Linked DNA regions of Homo sapiens: region 2 is linked to region 1. Evidence: chromatin contacts called from ENCODE Hi-C or POLR2A ChIA-PET data. All regions are on one chromosome and are shown on one strand. Each heading gives the region's core, a stretch centred on a gene start or an enhancer-like site at or near the end of the contact. The rest is flanking DNA. Distances are from core to core; before and after follow the strand shown.

What was found. A loop is a pair of places that touch in the nucleus more often than their neighbours do. ChIA-PET counts read pairs that join two places held with the same protein, here RNA polymerase II (POLR2A). Pooled maps may share reads with other maps.
Region 2: a pooled map shows a loop between it and region 1 (6-fold over the local background). The contact joins the promoter of GRK6 here to the promoter of RMND5B in region 1. A Hi-C loop is called at or near these places in 1 of 37 single-sample maps with no recorded cell type and 5 of 50 pooled maps. POLR2A ChIA-PET finds 5 or more read pairs at or near these places in 2 of 52 experiments (GM12878 and naive thymus-derived CD4-positive, alpha-beta T cell).

Annotation. Positions count from the first base shown.
Region 1 is chr5:178,129,707-178,135,304 of GRCh38, forward strand. It overlaps RMND5B (required for meiotic nuclear division 5 homolog B), which reads left to right and starts at 1,308. Exons shown (of 11, transcript NM_022762.5): 1 at 1,308-1,348; 2 at 1,531-1,670. RefSeq lists enhancers at 1-481, 482-1,133, 2,412-2,941 and a silencer at 865-1,454.
Region 2 is chr5:177,423,696-177,429,004 of GRCh38, forward strand. GRK6 (G protein-coupled receptor kinase 6) reads left to right here and starts at 2,981. Exons shown (of 16, transcript NM_001004106.3): 1 at 2,981-3,202. The coding sequence starts at 3,151. RefSeq lists enhancers at 2,065-2,234, 2,655-3,194 and a silencer at 2,905-3,554.

The DNA.
Region 1 (5,598 bases), core at 58-2,557:
TCGCCTAGGCTGGAGTGCAATGGCGCGATCTCGGCTCACTGCAACCTCCGCCTCTCGGGTTCAAACGATTCTCCTGCCTCAGTCTCCCGAGTAGCTAGGATCATGGGACTACAGGCGCCTGCCACCATTCCCGGCTAATTTTTGTATTTTTAGTACAGACGGGGTTTCACCATATTGGACAGGCTGGTCTCGAACTCCTGACCTTATGTTCCGCCCGCCTCAGCCTCCCAAAGTGCTGGGATTACAGGCGTGAGCCGCCCGGCCCGGAGTTTTCTATTCTTTTTTTTTGAGACGGAGTCTCGCTCTGTCGCCCAGGCTGGAGTGCAGTGGCGCCGTCTCGGCTCACTCCGAGCTCCGCCTCCCGGGTTCACGACATTCTCCTGCCTCAGCCTCCCGAGTGGCTGGGACTACAGGCGCCCCCCACCTCGCCCGGCCAATTTTTTGTATTTTTAGTAGAGACGGGGTTTCACCGTGTTAGCCAGGATGGTCTCGATCTCCTGACCTCCTGATCCGCCCGCCTCGGCCTCCCAAAGTGCTGGGATTACAGGCGTGAGCCGCCGCGCCCGGCCTGGAGTTTTCTTTTTTTTTTTAAGCATCACTTCATATTTCAAGAGCTCTCAGTTCTCCTGAGATTTCTAGGCTCTGTCCAGGATCCCTAAGCCTGTTCACAGTCCTACTTGAAGTTTCTAATCTTTCTTTTCTCATTAACCAAAACTGGAGAGAGGAAAAAGCCCATCATTTTCCCTGGACAGCAGCGCCTACTGGGAGTTTCACCCGCATTAACATGCAAACGACAGGCAAACTCCTAGTCATCCTTCCAAAGACCCTGCTCCACAGCCCTGCCGAGGCCGGTGCGCACCTAGCCCAGCCACTGCCCCTCACGGCCCCCGCGCCGCCCTCACTGAGCAGGGCGGGCAGCGCTGTAAGCGTAACCACTTGGGGCTTGGGGCTTCTGACCCGGGAGTCGGGTGCTGGGTTGAGTGCGAGGCCGACGCCTCTGCCGGGTGGGGAACCCGCCCGCCGGCGAGGAGCGGTCGCGGCCAGGGGCTTCCGCCGACTGGGAGGCCCGGGGCCGGGCCGGAGGGACTCGGAACCTGGAAACGACCAGGCGCGACCCCCAGAGGACTACAGGCGCGGCTTTTCTGGCCGCCGCCCGGTTCCCGCGGGCGACTCCACTCGGCATGCGCGGCGGGGAGCCTCGGCGGTGAGGCGCAAAGCCGCGGGCTCGTGGGACGGCCACCCCTCCGCAAAACCGCCAATGGGCGGGCCCGGGCCGCCGATCGCCCGCCGCGGCTTCCGGTTCCGATGACAGTGGCGCCGGAAGCCGGGGCCGGGGCTGCGGGGCGAGGTGAGAGCGGGCGGGCTTGGGAGCCGGCAGGTGCGGGCCGAGGGCGGGCACAGCGGCCGGCGGAGCTGAGGCGCGCGGCGGGGAAAGCTCGGCCGGCCTCCCGGGCCCCAGCCTTCTCCAGAACCCCTGCTACCCACGACTAAGCCCCGAACAATCTGCCCTTGGGCTTGTTCTCTTCGCAGTTGTCGGCCCTGGGCCGGGAGCTGGAGTCCCAGACTCATAGGTCCCGGCCCAGCCCCCGAAGAGCCGCCTCAGCCGGGGGGAGTTGCTCGGACTCAAACGTCCAGTCCTCGTGCGACCGCGCTGGGTCGGAAGTGAGCAGGTGCGCACCGGGCTCGGCAGGGCTATGGAGCAGGGTCTTTGGAAGGATGACTAGGAGTTTGCCTGTCGTTTGCATGTTAATGCGGGTGAAACTCCCAGTAGGCGCTGCTGTCCAGGGAAAATGATGGGCTTTTTCCTCCCTCCAGTTTTGGTTAATGAGAAAAGAAAGATTAGAAACTTCAAGTAGGACTGTATAGTAAAAAAAAAAAAAAAATGGAGGAGGGCGATATGACACGGTAACTGGTGTGAGGGTGGGGCGGAGGGGTCAGTATTAGATACTGTGGTCTAGCAGAGCATCTCTGAGGACGGGACATTTGCGTTGAGACCCAAATTAGGAGGCAGGCTTAGGAAGATACGGGAAGAGAGTGGTCCAGGCAGCGGGAACAGCCAGTGTGAAGGCCCTAGGGCAGAAATCAACTGAGAGTATAGTCAAGGAACAGAAAGCAAGCTAGTGTGGCTAAAGTATGGTAAGAAAGGGAAAGAGTGGTAGGAGATGAGGTCGGATAATTGGGGTTTGGTCACATAGAGTCTGTAGGTCAGAGAGAGGAATGTGGAGTTTTTTCTAAGTACAGTGGAAATCTTTTGGTTTTAAGCAGAGGAGTGACATGTAGGGTAGAGAGTGGATGGAGGTCGCGGCTGCAAAAGCATAAGAATTGGCTGGGCACGGTGGTTCACGCCCGTAATTCCAGCACTTTGGGAGGCTGAGACTGGCAGACGGCTTGAGCTCAGCACTTCAAGACCAACCTGGCCAACATGGTGAAACCCTGTCGCTCCAAAAAATTAGGCTGGGCGCAGTGGCTCACGCTTGTAACCCCAGCACTTTGGGAGGCCAAGGCGGGAGGATCACTTGAGGCCAGGAGTTCAAGACCAGCCTGGCCAACATGGTGAAACCCCGTCTCTACTAAAAATACAAAATTTAGCCGGGTGTGGTGGCAGGTGTCTGTAATTCCAGCTACTTGGGAGGCTGAGGCAGGAGAATCGCTTGAAACTGGGAAGCAAAGGTTGCAATGAGCCAAGATCGTGCCACTGTACTCCAGCCTGGGCGACAGAGTAAGACTCTGTCTCAAAAACAAACAACAAAAAAATTAGCCAGGTGTGGTGGGGAGAGAGGGGAAGAATAGGGACAAAAGGGAATACATAAATAAACACAAAGGAGAAAAGGCCCTGCATGGACCACTTACATGTGTCATGAACTCAGGAGTGTTCATGGTGGGACTACATGGTGCACCTGTAGTCCCAGCTTCTTGGGGTGGGGGGCTGAGGTGGGAGGATCACTTGAGCCCAGGAGGTCGAGGCTGCAGTGAGCCCTGATTGTACCACAGCACTCTGGCCTGGGAAACAGATTGAGACCCTGTCTCTCTCTTTTTTTTTTTTTTTTTAAGCAACCCTATTAACTGAAGAGACCCTGCCTCACAAAAAAAAAAAAAAAAAAAAAAAAGCGTTAAGAATTGGGTCAATGGAGGTTGTCTAATCTTTTTTTTTTGTTTTTGTTTGTTTGTTTGTTTTTTTGAGACAGTCTCACTCTGTCGCCCAGGCTGGAGTGCAGTGGCGCCATCTCAGCTCACTGCAACCTCTGCCTCCTGGGTTCAAGCAATTCTCCTGCCTCAGCCTCCCGAGTAGCTGGGATTACAGGCACGCACCACCACGCCCAGCTAATTTTTGTATTTTTAGTAGAGACAGGGTTTCGCCATGTTGGTCAGGCTGGTCTCAAACTCCTGACCTTGTGATCCGCCTGCCTCGGCCTCCCAAAGTGCTGGGATTACAGGCATGAGCCACCACGCCCAGCCGATGTTGTCTAATCTTTGTCAGGCAAAAGGGACCTTTATGATTTGCTCAAACTTCCTTTCTCCTTACACAGGAGCCCCTTGTTTCAGGATGCTAAATACTCCAGGATAAACCTCCATACATGCCTTTGTGGAGATTTTAATATTTCACTCATGTCTCTTTTCTACCCACTCCTACACATTTGAGCTCAGGTTCTCCAGCGCAGTTAGGAAATGGATGTGTCATTTAATCAGCAAATGTGTGTGTGTGTTTTTTTAAATTTGAGACGGAGTTTTTGCTCTTGTTGCCCAGGATGGAGTGCAATGGCGTGGTCTTGGCTCACTGCAACCTCCACCTCCTAGGTTCAAGCGATTGTCCTGCCTCAGCCTCCTGAGTAGCTGGGATTACAGGTGCCCGCCACCACGCCTCGGTAATTTTTGTATTTTTAGTAGAGACGAAGTTTCACCATGTTGGTCAGGCGGGTCTCAAACTCTTGACCTCAGGTGAGCCACCCACCTCAGCCTCCCAAAGTGCTGGGATTACAGGTGTGAGCCACTGCGCCGGCCAATCAACAATTTTTTTTTTTTTTGGAGACGGAGTCTCACGCTGTCTCCCAGGCTGGAGTGCAGTGGCACAATCTTGGCTCACTGCAAGCTCCACCTCCCGGGTTCACACCATTCTCCTGCCCCAGCCTCCCGAGTAGCTGGGACTACGGGTGCCCGCCACCACACCCGGCTAATTTTTTGTATTTTTTTAGTAGAGATGGGGTTTCACCGTGTTAGCCAGGATGGTCTTGATCTCCTGACCTCATGATCCACTCGCCTCGGCCTCCCAAAGTGTTGGGATTACAGGCGTGAGCCACCGCGCCCTGCCCCAATCAACAAATGTTTACTGAGCATCTACCATGGACCAGGCCCTAGTCTGGGCACTGAGGGGGAGAAAGGACAAGACTACATTCCAGCCATCGAGCAGCTCACAGACCAATGGAGGAGGCTGACGTGGACAGGCTGTTACTGTGCTGCAGTAGCTGAGGACTCGATGGGTGTGGTGTGGCCACTCTTGCCAGGTTATGAAGCAGAAAAGGAGGCAGGGAGATTTCACTGAGGGCTCAAGGGGAGGTGATAATTTAACTACAGCTTACGTACTCTATACAAAGAAGTGCAGAGGGCACTCTAAAAATGGGAACAACTTGTGCAAAGGAAGCAAATACATTATTGCAAAGGGTTTATATGTCAACCATGGTAGTGTTGGGCAAAAGGTAACAGGATCTGCTATGTGTTTCGGAGGGTCATCCTGGTGGATAATTTCTGTATATGTGAGACCTTGGGGAGGAAGGCTTAGGACCAGTGGACATGAAATTTCAATCTATTAATCATGAAGTTTGTCAAAGACAAACACAATTCCTTGCGCCTGGTGAAGATGACTGACTGATTCAGGCAGAGTGGCTTGCTCTAGACAGACTGAATTAACCTCCTGCATTTTTTGGATAGAATACCCACGAACAGTTCTGTTTTCTCAGTTCATTTATTTTACTTTTAAAAATTTGGCCAGGTGATTTGGCTCACACCTGTAATCCCAGTGCTTTGGGAGGCCAAGGCAGGTGGATCACTTGAGGCTAGGAGTTCGAGACCAGCCTGGCCAAAATGGCGAAACCCCGTCTTTACTAAAAATACAAAAATGAAAAAAAAAAAAAGCCAGGTGTGGTGGTGCACCTGTAATCCCAGCTACTTGGGAGACCAAGGCATAAGAATTGCTTGGACCCGGGAGGTGGAGGTTGCCAGTGAGCCAAGATAGCACCACTGTATTCCAGCCTGGGCAACAGAGCGAGACCGTCTACAAAAAAAAAAAAAAAATTACTGAGTTAATCACACTCCTCAGTTCATGATACATTTAACTGGTCCATGCAGGGCCTTTTTCTCCTTTGTATTTATATTCCCTTTTGTCCCTATTCTTCCCCTCTCTTCTCACCACAGGAAACCATTCTGATGTGTTTGGTGTATATCTTCTTTTTGTTTTTTGTTTTTTTGAGACAGGGTCTCACTCTTGCTCAGGCTGGAATGCAGTGGCATAATCATGGCTGACTGCAGCCTTGACCTCCCGGGCTCAAGCAGTCCTCCGTCCCACCTCAGCCTTCTGAGGAGCTGGGACCACAGGCGTGTGCCACC
Region 2 (5,309 bases), core at 1,731-4,230, 700 kb before region 1:
TCAGGTGATCAGCCTGCCTTGGCCTCCCAAAGTTCTGGGATTACAGGCATGAGCCACCATGCTTAGCCAATTTTCCCTTTTAAAAATATCACTTTGGCTGTAGGTGGAAAATGGCTTAAAGAGCTGGAACGAAATTTCCTGAGTGACATCTCCTCTTCACCTCTTATCTATTGCCATGTCCTGTTCATGCCAGCTACATGCCAGGTCTCCATCTGTCCACCTGTCTGCATGTCCTGGCCACTGCCCCAGCATAGGGCACCATCATTCCTCTCTCTAAAAGTTCCTTCTAAAAGGTCTCTCACCTGTCTTAGGATACTTGGCTTGCAGACAAGGAAGCCAATTCTGAGTAACTAAGCAGATGAGGAATGGATGGGGCAGCCTGGGGGGCTTGCTGAATCCCCCTCCCCCAGGAAGGGCCTAGCTTGACTGCCTTCCTTGCCTCCCCCAACCTCCACGGCCTCCACAGTGAATTCTAAATGATCCCCCTGATGTCTTGTGCCGGTCACATGCTCTAGATTCAAAGACCTGGTTGGAAACATTGGAATTGTGCTCCAGCTACCAGAGACCTGGGAGAAAAAATTCTACCTCCCTTCTTTGATTTCCTGAGTTGAAGGCAGGGTCTGCCTCCACATCTCATAGGATTCTTCTCAAACGGGAAGGGCTTCAGATGTTGGGAACTAAAACAACAACAAGCCAGCCCCCTCCCCTCAGCTTATCCTTCACAGTGCAGCCCAGAGCTCTCTATGAAAGCAAATCTGATCACCCTACTCAAAACCTCCGTGAGAGCTCCCTACCACCTTCAAGACGAAGTCCAAAATTCCTTAGGTGGCTCTCAAGGCCCTCCCTGATCCAGGCCCCTCCTGAGACTTCAGCCTCATTTCTTGCCCCCATGTCGACCCCATTGTGTACCACTGTGTACCTTTAAACCCCAGCTGGATGCTTAGGTGCTGAACGCAGGAGCCCTTCCTGACTTCCTCTACGGAACTTCGAACATGTGATACCCCTCTGTCCAGAAGGCTCTTTCCCTCCCTACTCCAGTAACCTGCACATTTTCACTGAATCTTCAGATTTCACTTGGACACAACAGCCTTCACTAAGTGAGGTACCTGCCCTATGTTCCACTGGGCCCTGGGTTTCCCTTTTTTTTTTTTTTTTTTGAGACGGAGTCTCACTCTGTTGCCCAGGCTGGAGTGTATTGGCACGATCTCGGCCCACTGCAAGCTCCACCTCCCAGGTTCACACCATTCTCCTGCCTCAGCCTCCCAAGTAGCTGGGACTACAGGTGCCCGCCACCATGCCCGGCTAATTTTTTGTATTTTTAGTAGAGACGGGGTTTCACCGCATTAGCCAGGAGGGTTTCCCTCTTTTAAGGTACTTAACTCCCTAGATCCTAGATCCATCCACTTTTCTCCGTCTCTATTGCCACCTTGTAGGTCCAGGCCACCACCATCTCTTTACTGGAATTCTGTAAACTCCTGACTGCTCTGCTTCCACTCTTGGCCCCCTAGGAATCCACCAGAGTGATATTTTTAAAATATAAATCATTCTTTCAAATGTTTCACATTTCACTTAGCAAAAACACTTCAGCCTCCTGGACGTGTTCACAGTCCTCCATGACCTAGCTAGTGCCTTTGCTCCTTCTGTCTCATCTCAGACCACTGGGCCCAGAAGCTGCGGACGCCTTCTCCTATTCCCTGAACACACCACTTAGTCTGGCTTAGAGCCTCTGCGTTTGCTGTTGCTTCTACTGGATCCGCTCAAATGTCACACCCTGAGAGTGTCACACACTCTCTTAACGTCCGAAGAGCAGTTGTCACTCTCTGAAACCATCTATTTGTTTATTTACAGAATAATTACCTTTATCTCACCCTGCCCTCACTTGCTCCCTCCACTTCTAGCAAGTAAGCAGGGAGCCTGGCTATCTTGCTGCCATCACTGTGTTCTCCAGCACCTGGCTTGGTGCCTGGCACAGAGGTGTTGCTCTGTATTTTCGGATGAATGAATGCATAGGAACTAGAGAAGCCTAGATGGATCCGGCTCTGCCTTACTCGCGGAGTTTGGGCAAGCCTGTTTCCTGCTGCGTGAAGTAGGGGGTGGAGGAAGCGGGGTGTTAAGCTACAAGGTGTTGATTAGCTGTAAGATTTCAGCCTTGTTTTCTCCGTAGTCTTCGGGCTGGAGCCAGCCACTTGACGTCCGGCGCCTCAGCTCCCCACCTGTATAATGGGTGTGAACTCATCCCGAGGTCTAGGGGTGGTAGCGCTGCCTTATAAGGCGGCAGAGGCCGAGGGAAGGCGAGGCCGAGTGGGTGGAGAGAAATCACAACATCCGGCTGCGGGGGCTGGGCGGGGCGCCTGCGGCGACCGGGCAAGAGGTCGGGGAACGGCTGCGAGGCCGCAGCCTCCTCCCTGTCTCTCCCTCTTTCGATGTGCGCCCTCCTGATTGGGGCCGACCCAAGGGAATACGGCCACACAAGTGGACCAAACAAACTCGCTGCCAGCCCGCAGGAGGCCCAGGATACGGAGCGCGTCCCCGACAAAACCCTAGAAAAGCCGTCTGCGAGCCAAAGGCCGCCGGGCCACACCTTCAGGCGACGACCCAATCAAAATGCAGTACTTGAGATGACGGACGTCTTCTTCACCCAATCACATATTCGGCCTCCTGGGCGTGCCCCAGAGTACCCACCTCCATTGTCCCGGCTGAGGGCTCGGCCCTAATTGGCAGTTTGGTATCCTACGAAAGCCTAGAAATTCGAACCTAGGGGCTGAACCCCGCCCTCAGACCAACCAGGAAGAGGTGACGTGATTGGTCCCGCCCCCGTACTTCTTTGAGCGAGTCCCCAGCTGGGGGGGCGGGGGAAAAAATGAAGAGGAAGACTAATGGGAAGACGGCGCGGGGAGCTTCTGCCCGGTGATTGGTCAAATGAGGTAAACAGAGGGCGGGGCAGGGCGGGCCAGCGCCGGGGTGGCCCCCGGGAGGGGGCGGAGAGTGCGCGGCTGGCTGCGGCGGCCGGGGAGGCCGGGGAGGCCGCGGCGCGGTCACTGCGAGCCGAGCCGAGCCGCGCCGAGCCGCGCCGATCGCCATCCGGCCTCGGCACTCGCGCGCGATCCCGGCCGGCGGCGCGGCCCGGCGGGCCAGGCGGCGCCACAGCCCATGGAGCTCGAGAACATCGTAGCGAACACGGTGCTACTCAAGGCCCGGGAAGGTGAGGCGGCCGGGTGGGCGGCCGGGCCCGGGTGCGTGGAGCGCGAGTGCGCTGCGTCTGAGCTCCGCAGGGCTACCCAGCCGTCGGATCCCCTAGGCCCGCGGGCCCTGCGCCTTACACCCCGCCCAGACACGAGCCTTTCCGGCCCGTCGTCTTCCTCCTCCGCACCTGCCCCCGGGATTCGGGGCCCAGGAAGGGGCGGGGGTCAGGCCGCCGCCCTCGCGGCGGGTGGGGGTGAAGGAGTGAAAGAAGGTGAGACGAAGAGGGAAGGGTGGGACCGGAGCCCCAGGAGAGCCTGTCTGAGAGGCAAGCCTCCTCCAGGGGAGAGGTGTAAAGATGCCCCACGTGCCAGGGGCCCAGACCCCAGCACCCTAGCCTAATCCCGCGCAAAGTTGGCGATAGGTAAAGCTGGAGAATGAATAAACGGACCCTCTGCGTAGCACAGCCCACCTGACTTGGGGAAACTCCTGGCCACAAATGCTACTTATAGGACTGCCACTTGCTCCGTGCCTCAGGACACTGAGGGCAGAGGTGAATGGATATTTGCCCTCAGGGAGCCCATGGTCTAGTGGGGCTAGCGGACACAGAAAGAAGTGGGAGCAGAGCATGCTGCTCTGTCAGTATTGTAAGCTCAGAGGTCTGGCTGGGGAAACCAGTCTGGTGGACCGAGTGTGTGTGTAGCTCCTCGTGGCTCCCACCCCAGATGTTATCAGGCACTTGCTCTGTGCAGGTCCTGGGAGACACAGAAGGACCAGATCGGGTCCTCACTGCCTTGTGGTCAGTCTGCCCCCACCTGCCACACTCCACCTCAGTAACATGATCACTGACCACCCACTCTGCCCCACCTTTTCCAGGGTGCTGGGGAAGCAGCAGTAAACAAGACCCATCTTTTTGGAACTCCAGGGCAAGGAGGGAGATTGTGACAGTTTTTCCACCCTTTGCTGGGCTTCCAGGCTTAAAAAGTCATCTGCTTCACCTTTCTACCATATTTTACATGTGGGAAGCTGAGGCTCAAACCAGGGATTAGCATCAGTCACACAGCAAGATTGTGATTGACTCGGGCCTAAGACACAGGATGACCGGCACAGTCTATAGGAAGCCCAGAGGAACTTTCAGCTGGGTGCTACACCTGGCACCCCGTGCCCACCAAGTGCTCTGGCGAGGTGCAGCCCAGAAATGGCATGGCAGGCTGGGTCCTCATTGCCTGGGGAGCCTGTCTTATCCCCTGTCCCTTATCGAGCCCATGGGCTAGGCCTTCCTCCCAGCCTCTGGGGGCATCTGCCGATTCTGTTCTGCCTCGTCATCCAACCAGCCAGGGAGGAGGGGTGGGGAGGGCCGAAACAGGCCTTCTTCCCTAGGGCTGTAGCCAGTTAAGGCCTCAGGCCTGCTGATGGCACTGCCTGGCCGGAGAGTGTGGGTACCTTTGGACAAGCTTTGTCAGGCCATGGGCAAGGCACAGGGTGGTATGGCCAGACTGGGGACTGGTACCTCCACTAGAGAACCCTTACGACAACCTGGCTCTGCCCCTCCCACCTGCATGGCTTTTTTTTGAGACAGAGTCTCACTGTGTCACCCAGGCTGGAGTGCAGGGCTCACTGCAACCTCCGCCTCCTGGGTTCAAGTGACTCTCCTCCCTCAGCCTCCCAAGTAGCTGGGACTACAGGTGCATGCCACCACACCCAGCTAATTTTTGTATTTATAGCACAGATGGGTTTCACCATGTTGGCCTGGCTGGTCTTGAACTCCTGACCTCAAGTGATCCGCCTGCCTCTGGCCTCCCTAATTGCTGGGATTATAGGCATGAGCCACCGCGCCTGGCCGACCTGCATGACTTTAAACATGTCTCTTCTTTCTCAACTTCAGTACCCCTTTTTGTGGAACGGTTGGGGGTGGGACATAAAGACTAAAGGAAACCCTGATTGTCACTGAGTCCTGAGCCCAGGCGCCTGGACGGGCTGCATCAGAACCACCTCATGAACTGGCTTTTCATGAGCTTGAGGCTGGGGCCCCTGACGGCTTCTCAAGTGATCTGAGGCCCCAGGTGGGGTTTGGGAACCCTTGGTGTGTGTATACAGTTGGCACCTAATAGATGCCAGCCATGTTTGGG